2 separate regions of the Homo sapiens genome follow, and region 1 is linked to region 2. A link is a contact called in ENCODE Hi-C or POLR2A ChIA-PET data. All regions are on one chromosome and are shown on one strand. Each heading gives the region's core, a stretch centred on a gene start or an enhancer-like site at or near the end of the contact. The rest is flanking DNA. Distances are from core to core; before and after follow the strand shown.

Region 1 (4,610 bases), core at 1,577-4,076, 250 kb after region 2:
GCCTGAGTCTGCCTCAACAAAAGCTCCCCGGAGGCGGGATTTCTGCACAGCTGTCAGCTGTCTGTGCATTTAGAGCTCAGATCTTCTGGATGAACCCAGGCTGAGTCTGACCTCTGTGCACTATCTTGTGGGTACAAAGAGCCCCTGAGAAGAGTATTTGGGGAGATGAAGAGAACATAAGTATCTTGTGTCAAATATTCTGGGAATGTTAGCCCTGAAGAGTTGGCACGTGACTCTCAACATTTACCGTTCCCTGCCAGGAAGGCGCTCCCTGTAGGTTGTTGCAACTTGCTCTGAGTCGGGCTGGTTTCTCTCAGACTCTAGCACTGCAGGACAGCTCATCACGTGAGAACACCTTCATATTCATCATCCATGTGGAGTGATACTTTCCCCATCCTTCCATACCAATTCTATAGGACACATATTTAGAAGCTGCCATGACCCGGGCCCTGGGCTAAGTCCTGGGCACCCCATATGAGAGCCCAGCCTCGGGCCTCCTAGAGCCAGCGTTGTATGGAGAGCAGTTAGGAGGCGGCAGAGCAGTGCCCTGAGCGCAAGCACGAAGCGAGCGAATGTCAATACCACCTCATGCTCAGCAGCAGTGACTGGCTCTGTCTGCTGCCCAGCCGCCTCCACGCACGCCGACCCCAACGGACTTTTCCGTGTGATGGCCTGCCTGTGTCAGCCTTGCAGGAGCACTGTGCCCACATCCATGGGCTCCTCGGGACAGGGTGCGCATCAGCTTAATTATCACCCCACCGTGCTCACATATGGCTCCTAGAAGGTTAGTGGCCCACATTAGTTTCACTAAAGTTTCTAAAAATTACCATTAATTATTTCTTTTCACTGAACTAGTATCTGCTGAACCATGAGCAAGGATTAAGGCATCAACTCCTCAGTCTCCACCCCACTGCCAGATAGCCCATCTAGAAAAGCAGATTGGATGGCTCCCTGCCCTGCTGGGAAGCTTCAGTTTTCTGCATCACCTTCAAAATAGAAGCATACTCTTTAGCATGGCCAAGACACGAGCATGTGTTGACAGCCAGCTGGACTCCCTGGCTCTTCCTGAGAAGCTCTGCCCTGGGCTCCAGCCAAGCTGAGCCACCCCAGGCTCCCATCCACAAAGATCTGTGACCCTGCCTGGTGTGGCTTGGAGGATTCTTTCCTCCATCCAGACTTCCATCTCCTTCCTAGGGAGCTGCTCTGGGAAAGGAAGAGCCTTCCCTGACTGCTCCGGGCGGGCTTGGGCAGTCTTCCTCTGTGCTCTCCAGCATTTCCTAGGCTGTAACATGGCATTGCTCATTTCCTACTTCCAGGATGGTTGTAAGAATTACAGAGAACACCCACAAAGAGGCTAAAATTGTGTGTGGTACTTTTTTTCTCTTTTGGCAAAAACTCTTTTTCCTACCCCGATGTTACACACAAAATGTAGACATGGTGTATATTGCGTAATCTTCGTTTAAGGTTCTTATGCTTATTTTGGGGAGAGTTGTGTTTCTGATGGTATTTGGCTGTTCTGGGATTTCTGAACAGGCTGCTGCAGCCTGCTCTTCAGAGCACTGTATACCTACCTTTTTCAGGAATGAGTTATATTCATGTGAATTCCTTCTAAGCCAGTGAGAAAATAGTTTTCCTAAGATCCTGCCCTTCTTTGGTGGGTGACCCTCCCCCTGAGCTATAGTGGACATTTCCATTGTGGTTCAGATAGACTTTGTCGTCCTATGGGGCAGATCAGGGCCCTCGACGTGTGGGCTGCCTTTGTCTTGGCCATGTTTGGCTGACCCTGAATCTCGTGACTCTTCAGAATTACGTGTTTTTAAATGGGTGGTTTTCACAGTTTAGAATACACAACCTAAGCAATGCTTGGACGCTTATGAAAACAGACGTCAACATTGGACAGACTTTGACGTTGAGATTAGAGCAGAAAGCAGCCTTTGCTGCCCAATCTCTACCCAGTAATGGAGGTTTTTCTCATGATGTGATGGGTTTTAACCAAGCTGTCCTTTGTCCCCCTTGGTCAGTCAGTCAGGCTCATGCCTGGCCTGAGCTTGGGGCTGGGACACAGAGGTGAGTGTGACAGGGACAGTCCCTTGTCCTCTTGGAGCTCACAGGCCAGCAGCAGCACAAGACAGTTCCACAAGTGACTGCCATTTCCCTTGGACAGTTTTCAGCACTGCTGCCATCCCTGTCCATGGCCACTGTCCCCTAGCTTGGCAGGTGTTGCTTGGCTGGTGTTGCCAGGGCCTGGTGCCATGCACAGCACATGGGAGGGACTTACATACTTGAAGGAGTGGGTGGCGGTGGGTGGTCAGGTAGATATGACTGAAGGTCTCACAGGAGCCTCTCCTGCTGTGTTCCAGCAGCTGCAGAATTGGCCTGGTTCCCACAGGCGGCTTCCTGCTTTTAGGGCAAACAGGGCAGGGACCAGCCCTGGCCAGCACCAATCCCTTTTACCCATCCACCCACCAGGAGCACTGCAGGGAGCCAGCCGGGCAGTTTATTTTGGCTGGCTGCTGCAGGCCGTCGAATCTGTCATTTTTGTTTTCAGCTCTTTCATGCCCTTTGGTGTATGACATCTACAACATTGTCTTCGGCCTGCGTGCTCAGCCATTCCCGATACTGGGAAAAATCAAATTCCACTTTCAGTGGAGGAAAAGAAAGCAGAATTTGGGGTGCACCGTCGCAGGTCAGGCTCAGCCAGCAGTGATGGCCTGCTGCTGTTCTGTGATGGGCTGCCCAGGCCAGGGACAGCACTTGCTGGTAGTTGGGCACTGGGCCAGCGGCACCAATGAGCCTGTTGACACCCAGAGTTTATTTTGTCTGAGGTCACAGGACACCTGCATGGCAAGGCCAAGTCTAAATGACTCCCGAGCCCGAGTGGTCTCTGAGCGTCCTCTCTACACTTACCGTTTCTGCAGCCACACGCGGGAGCATCGCACACGCGGAGACAGGAAAAGGTGGATGAATGAGGTCACCTTTCCTTCTGTTGTGCAGACAGACCTGTCTTCCCCCCGTGTGAATGCCATCATTCTGAATGCAGAGAAAGAGTTCTTTGGTTTTTGCGTTGAGGGAATTTAGCACTTCGGGGTTTTGTGCTGTCAAGAAGCTTGTCTTCTGAAGATAAAATTTTTTAAATTTTTTTTGTGCATTTCTGTAGATGAAGATAAAATTTTATTTTCTTATTTGATCTCAGTGATGTCAGAATAACTTTTTAAAACTGTTTAAGAGACACATTTTTCCTTTCTATTCAGTAACAAATCTCCTTTCATTTTAGAGCCGGTGGGGTCCGTAGTGCTCATTAGACTGTGGTGGGCTTAGCTCCATGGAGACATTTGTGGATAAACGATTGTTTGAGCTGGGCACAGTGCAGGGGGGCGGAGCTGGGGTGCCCAGGCACAGAGATGGGGAGAGGAGCCCACATTCCACTAGTGGGGACTGGTAGGGTAACAGGAGTCATAAAGTAAACCAGGATTCGGGTGCAGGGGGCTAGGGCCAGGGTGGAGGTAGACTGGAGTGCAGTATGGGGGGGCTGTGGAAGCACCAAACTGGGAAGAGGAGGGAACGGAAGGAGGTGGGGAGGCTTCCTGGAAGAATTGATCCTCCAGCTTTTCCCAGCTGGCGTTTCCCCACTAGATCATCGGCTTTGGACCTTAGGGGTCGAGCCAGTTTTGGATGTCTCTCACACTCCCTGTCAGTCAGGGGGTGCCTTGGGAATTCTGCCAAAAGCCTCAGGTCTTCAGCGAGCTTAGGGACCGGGCAGGTGATCTCGCCATGGCAGCTCTTCCAGCAAGGTGATGCCTGCATCAGTGGGGGCGCCTCCCTGAGGAGTGAGGGAGAGCAAAAACGGCAGCCACATACCAAATTCCTGCCACTTGCTGGGTGCTCGGCTGAAGGCAAGTGAGCAGTGCATGTCTTCCCAGAGACCCAGGGCTCCAGGATGGGAGATGGCACACAGGGCGGCATATGCTGTGCATGTGAACGCCATGTAGGGTGTCGCGGGGCCTTCTCGACATCTGTGTAACACGCACCAAGGGAGCAGAGCATGGGGAGCCTGGCCGACGGCCTTGAGGAAGAGTTAGTTCAACACAGCTTTGCGTAAACACATCCTTTCTTTCTATGTTGTCTATCTTATGTGTTCTGCCTTTGGAGTTAGGATCTGAAAATTGCAATTTCTGGGTTTCTGTGTCATCTATTTTTTATTTTGTCATTTTGAACATTTCAGTTAAAGATTCGTAACTCAGTGTGTCTTTATGATTGTTGAAATCTGGGATTCATGCTTTTAAATGATCAAACGGCAAGGGGTGCTTTCAGGGTAGTGAGCTCCATTTTCTTCACCTTCGTACTTGAGGATACAGGTTTCAGGAACAGAGGATACGGCCAGTCAGTGTTGGGAGCAAGAACTGAAAACCCCAAGTTGAGACAGAATTGAGGCCCCGAGGAAAGGACAGGACTAGTGCTGGGTCAGAATCGAGTCTGGATTGTAGATCAGACTCAAGGCGATTCTGAATCTCTAACCCTCTTGGGCCCTGCAAGGTAAATAGCATCACCTCATTTGCAGATGGCGAGCCCCAGTGAGGTTAGGTGTTAGTCTGAGCTTGTGGTTCAAGGCA
Region 2 (5,221 bases), core at 2,066-4,565:
CCCTGCAGAATCTGAGCCCTTCCCCACTGAGGGTGGGACCCAGGGTCTCCAGGTCTTGTGAGGCTTCACTCCTGGCCCGAAGACCCCAGACCCATCGCTGCCCCAAGGTATCTCATCTCCTGAGCCTCTGTGTCCCCATCTATGAGGTGGTGGTCGAGCCAGTGGGTTTCAGGGTGTCTTTCTGTTCTTGGAGACCTCCCTATAGGTGACCCAGAAGGCCAGGAACGGTGGCTCACACCTGTAATCTCAGCACTTTGGGAGGCTGAGGCAGGCAGATCACCTCAGGTCAGGAGTTCGAGACCAGCCTGGCCAACATGGTGAGACCCCGTCTCTACTAAAAATAAAAAACTAGCCTGGTGTGGTGGCGCACGTCTGTAATCCCAGCTACTCAGAAGGCTAAGGCAAGAGAATTGCTTGAACCCGAGAGGAGGAGGTTGCAGTGAGCCAAGATTACGCCACTGCACTCCAGCCTGGGCAACAGAGCAAGACTCTGTCTCAAAATAAATAAATAAATAAATAAAGCAAACAAAAAAAAAGAAGGCGACCCAGAAACACAATAAGGAATGTGTCCCTTCTCTGATCCCCACCCCGACCCCCAGCTGCACCCACTCCCCTGAGCCTTGTCTCTCCAACGAAGCCAGCACTGTCCCAGGGACTTGTTTTCAGGCTTTTTAAAAATGATTCATGGCTAATCGTCCTCATCGTAACCTTTGTGTGCATTTTTCATTACAAAAGTAACCAGTGAAACAGCCCACAGGTCTGGAAAAATCCACAGCGAACCTGGCCATCGAGTGGCCTGGGAGAGGGTAGGGTGAGGGTGGGGTATCCAGGGGGAATTGGTTCTGTTAAGAAAGACTACTTCCCTTTCCTTCGAGGTTCGGGGGTTAAACTTTTTTTTAGTAAAAAATAAAGAAACAGCCTGGCCGACATGGTGAAACCCATCTCTACTAAAAATATAAAAATTAGCCAGGCTGAGGCAGGAGAATCACTTCAACTCTGGAGGCGGAGGTTGCAGTGAGCCCAGCTGGAGCCACTGCACTCCAGCCTGGGCAATGGAGCGAGACACCGTCTCAAAAAATATATATATAAATAAAAATAAGAAATTAAGAATGACTTCCCTAGTGGTCTAGTGGTTAAAAAAAAAAATAAAAAAGACTACCGTTTTAAACAGAGAGCACATCCAAGCATTGTTTGCACCATCAAAAGTAAAGAAAACACAAATAAGCCGGGCGCGGTGGCTCACGCCTGTAATCCCAGCACTTTGGGAGGCCGAGGCGGGTGGATCATGAGGTCAGGAGATCGAGACCATCCTGGCTAACAAGGTGAAACCCCGTCTCTACTAAAAATACAAAAAATTAGCCGGGCGCGGTGGCAGGCGCCTGTAGTCCCAGCTACTCGGGAGGCTGAGGCAGGAGAATGGCGTGAACCCGGGAAGCGGAGCTTGCAGTGAGCCGAGATTGCGCCACTGCAGTCCGCAGTCCGGCCTGGGCGACAGAGCGAGACTCCGTCTCAAAAAAAAAAAAAAAAAAAAAAAAAAGAAAACACAAATAAGCCAGGAACAGTGGCTCATGCCTGTAATCCCAGCACTTTGGGAGGCTGAGGTGGGAGGATCGCTTGAGCCCAGGAGTTCTGCAGGAGACTGCAGTGAGCTATGATTGCATCACTGCACTCCAGCCTGCATACCAGAGTGAGACCCTGTCTCAAACAAACAAACAAAAACAAGAAAGGAAGGAAGGAAGGGGAAGAAAGAAAAAAAGAGAAAGAGAAAGGAAAGAAGGAAGGAAGGAAAGAAAGAAAGAAAGAGAAAGAAGAAAGAGAAAGAAGGGGTGGGAAGGGGAGGGGAGGGAGGGAGGAAGGAAGGACGGAAGAAAGGAAGAAAGCAAGCTAAAGTGAAAAGTAGGCTCCCTCCCTGCGAGCCCAAGCCCCTCACCCCAGCTGGAGAACCCGCTGTGAATACTTTCTGGTAGATCCAGCCAGACATCCTGCCTCACGCCAGGCACAAGTGTGTACAGACGACAGGACACAGCACATGTGCACACACACACTCCCAGGAAAGAAAGTGGTCCTCGGGGCACAGTGGAGAAGGCAGGCTGGGATCAGCCTGCACGGGTTCTGGCCCTGGCTCCACCGCGCCAGCTGCGTGACTCTGGACAAAGGCTTCTTTGGCAAGCCTCAGTTTCGCCGAACCTCCCTGTGGGGCTGCCAGCAGCCAGGTGGAGACTCAGGGGCCGCCTTCCCCTGCTGGGCTGAGGCTGGCTCTCCTGTCCTTGCCACACGGCCCCTTTCACCGCCAGTGGAAACCTGCCTCAGGCTGCCCTGTCCCGGGCCCCACCGACTCCACAGAGACGCCGGGCCTCGCCCACTGTTCTGGCAGTAGGCCTTCATGGGCAGGGCTTGCTGTGTGCCAGGCAAGCTGGGCGGCTGCTTCCTGTACACCACCTCCCCTGATATCCTCGCCCTGCCTGAGCCCATTCTGGGACAGCCTCAAGTCCTGTCTCTCCTGCCATCCAGCCCAGGGCACGCTGCTGGTATCCCGTAGCCCTGGCCCCTGGCAGGCTGGCCAGAGGGGCTCCAGGCCCACGCCAGGCCATGGCCTCTGGCAGCTGCCCTGGCCAGCAGCGCGTTCACAGCAGGAAGCCCCCGCTTCTCCTACCTGGGCTCCGGCTTCTTTGCAAGGGGTAGGGGAAGCAGACAGGTCCCAGAGGCTGCTCGGCTCACAGTAAGACCCGTCTAGGCTGCAACGCACCTGAGCCCCGCACTGGGAATCGAGGGCCAGGGGGCCTCTAACCGGCTTTGGGCAAAATAAACTTCCCCGATCTGGACTGTTCTCCACTACGAAACGGGGTGTCTCGGAGATCAAGAGCCCGAGGTCTCCCAGATATTCTGAGACCCTCAAGGGAGTTCCGCCTGGGATTGCCCATCCGCGGAATGGGCAGGAGAGGGAGCGTCGGCCACTCCTGGGACCGCGCTTCCTGCAGGAGAAGCCACGCGGCCAAGGGCTGGGCGTGGCAGGGTTGTCCAAGTTTTCCCTCCCGAACCCCCAGCCGGAGGCGGCCCGCGCTGGAACCCCGGCCGCGGAGGCCCAGACTCTGCTGCCCGCCGCCCCCTGACCCGGTAGCCGAGCCCCAAGTGCTGCCCCGGGTCGCCCCCTCGGGTGTCCAGTCTGCGGCTCCGGCCTCAGTTTCCCTCTGTCCCGCGGCGCTGCCAAGAGTCGCAGCCATGCGGGCCCCCACTTCCCGCTGCCCCCTCCGCGTCCCGTCCTCACTCACCAGCGGCGAGGGCACGCTCCGGGAAGGGCACTGCCTGGCAGGAGTTAGCCAGGCCGCTGTCCCCGCATCCGCCCCGCCCCTCCCAGCCGCCAGGCCCCGCCCCTCTCAGTCGCCCGGCCCCGCCCCGCCCCGCCTGGCAGCCCGGGCACTGGGCCCACTCGCGTCCCCGCGGGACCGGGAGCTCACTCCTCAAAGCCACCTCTCCCGCGGGACGCGCTTCTGCCTCCCCCCGGCCGCGAGCAAGTCTCTCGGCTCCTCCTCCTCCCCATGGTGACCGGTGACGGCCGCCCGGCCAGACCCAACATCTAAAACGTTGCCGTGTGTCCAACGGCGTGTCGTTTGTCGTCTCTTCTAGCCTCACTTTTCCCATCTATAAAATGCAGCAACAAGACCGATCTCCGAGTGGGGAATTACCTCTCCTGAGGCCAAGGCCCTGAGCGTCCTGCTGCCCAGCAGCCTTGGCCCCATTTCCGGAGCACCCCAGTTCCTTGAGCTGTTGACGCAGGGCACGGAGGCAGCGCGCTGCACTCTTAGTCCTGGCCCAGCCACTTTCTGACTGGCTCTCTGGGCCTCCATCTCCTCATCTGTAAAATGGGCACAAAGTCGTGGGACTGATGAGGCCGCAACGCGGTGATGCAGGCAGGACACCCCTCAGATGCTCGGCGCTCAGTGAGGGGAGGCTGCCATCATCACAGCCCAGAGGTGGCCTCCAGCTGCCCAGGTCCACTCCCATGCAGGGTGTGTCCAGCCCCAGGCCCTTGGCACTATGGCTGTCTTGCTGCAGTTCAAGGCTGTCCCAGCTCCCTCCAGACAACTCAGCCTGGCAACGCCCCATCAGCCTGAACCAGCCACGTTGGCCCAAACTGATCCTGCAGGGTCCAAGGAGAACTGTGGCTACTTCTACCCAGACACAGAAGCCAGGAGCCTCCTTGGGGACCAGCCAGGCTGCAGTATGGCTTTCCTAGGACCTGGCATTTTTGCCTTTGTGAGCCTCTTCCTCTATTAAAAAACAAACATACATAAATCTATTTTTTACTGTGTTGGCCTGAAGACAAGGATAACCCAGGCTTGGTTCCATTCTTCATTCATCTTTTTCTTCTGGGTTTCTTTTTTTTTTTTTTTGAGACGGAGTTTCGCTCTTGTCTCCTAGGCTAGAGTACAATGGCACAATCTCGGCTCACTGCAACCTCTGCCTCCTGGGTTCAAGTGATTCTCTCCTCCCTCAGCCTCCCGGTAGCTGGGATTACAGGCGCCTGCCACCATGCCCGGCTAATTTTTGTATTTTTAGTAGAGATGGGGTTTCACCATGTTGGCCAGGCTAGTCTCGAACTCCTGACCTGAAGTGATCCACTGCCTCGGCCTCCTAAAGTGCTAGGATTACAGGCGTGAGCCACCGCACCTGGCAGCTTTGTTTTTTTTTTTTTTTTTCTTTTTTAAAATTCCTTCTGGCCAGGCACGGTGGCTCATGCCTGTAATCCCAGCACTTTGGGAGGCCGAGGTGGGTGGATCACTAGGTCAGGAGTTCGAGACCAGCCTGGCCAACATGGTGAAACCCCATCTCTACTAAAAATACAAAAATTAGCTGGGCATGGTGGTGTGTGCCTGTAATCCCAGCTACTTGGAAGGCTAAGGCAGGAGAATCTCTTGAACCCAGGAGGCAGAGGTTGCAGTGAGCTGAGACGGTGCCACTGCACTCCAGCTTGGTGACAGAGCGAGACTCCGTCTCAAAAAAAAAAAAAAAAAATCCCTTCTTAGCCGGGCGTGGTGGCTCACACCTGTAATCCCAGCACTTTGTGAGGCCGAGGCCGGTGGATCACCTGAGGTCAGCAGTTCGCCACCAGCCTAACCAACATGGTGAAACCCAGTCTCTACTAAAAATACAAAAATTAGCTGGGCATGGTGGCAGGCGCCTGTAATCCCAGCTACTCAGGAGGCTGACACAGGAGAATCGC

What was found. A loop is a pair of places that touch in the nucleus more often than their neighbours do. ChIA-PET counts read pairs that join two places held with the same protein, here RNA polymerase II (POLR2A). Pooled maps may share reads with other maps.
Region 1: a loop to region 2 is called in a pooled map of posterior vena cava, with 28 times the contacts of the local background. The contact joins the enhancer-like site here to the promoter of TSPO in region 2. A Hi-C loop is called at or near these places in 2 of 50 pooled maps. POLR2A ChIA-PET finds 5 or more read pairs at or near these places in 3 of 52 experiments (OCI-LY7, WTC11 and activated CD4-positive, alpha-beta T cell).

Annotation. Positions count from the first base shown.
Region 1 is chr22:42,903,637-42,908,246 of GRCh38, reverse strand. All of the region lies in intron 2 of PACSIN2 (protein kinase C and casein kinase substrate in neurons 2), which reads left to right. Among named protein-coding and RNA genes, the nearest start is that of ARFGAP3, 49 kb to the right of the region's middle. RefSeq lists enhancers at 1,646-2,321, 3,216-3,736. Within about 2 kb of position 2,826, at least 17 of the 41 ENCODE cell types and tissues checked have a DNase peak (open chromatin) inside an H3K27ac peak, as active enhancers do.
Region 2 is chr22:43,149,653-43,154,873 of GRCh38, reverse strand. It overlaps TSPO (translocator protein), which reads right to left and starts at 3,315. Exons shown (of 4, transcript NM_000714.6): 1 at 3,270-3,315. RefSeq lists an enhancer at 2,623-2,722 and a silencer at 3,344-3,563.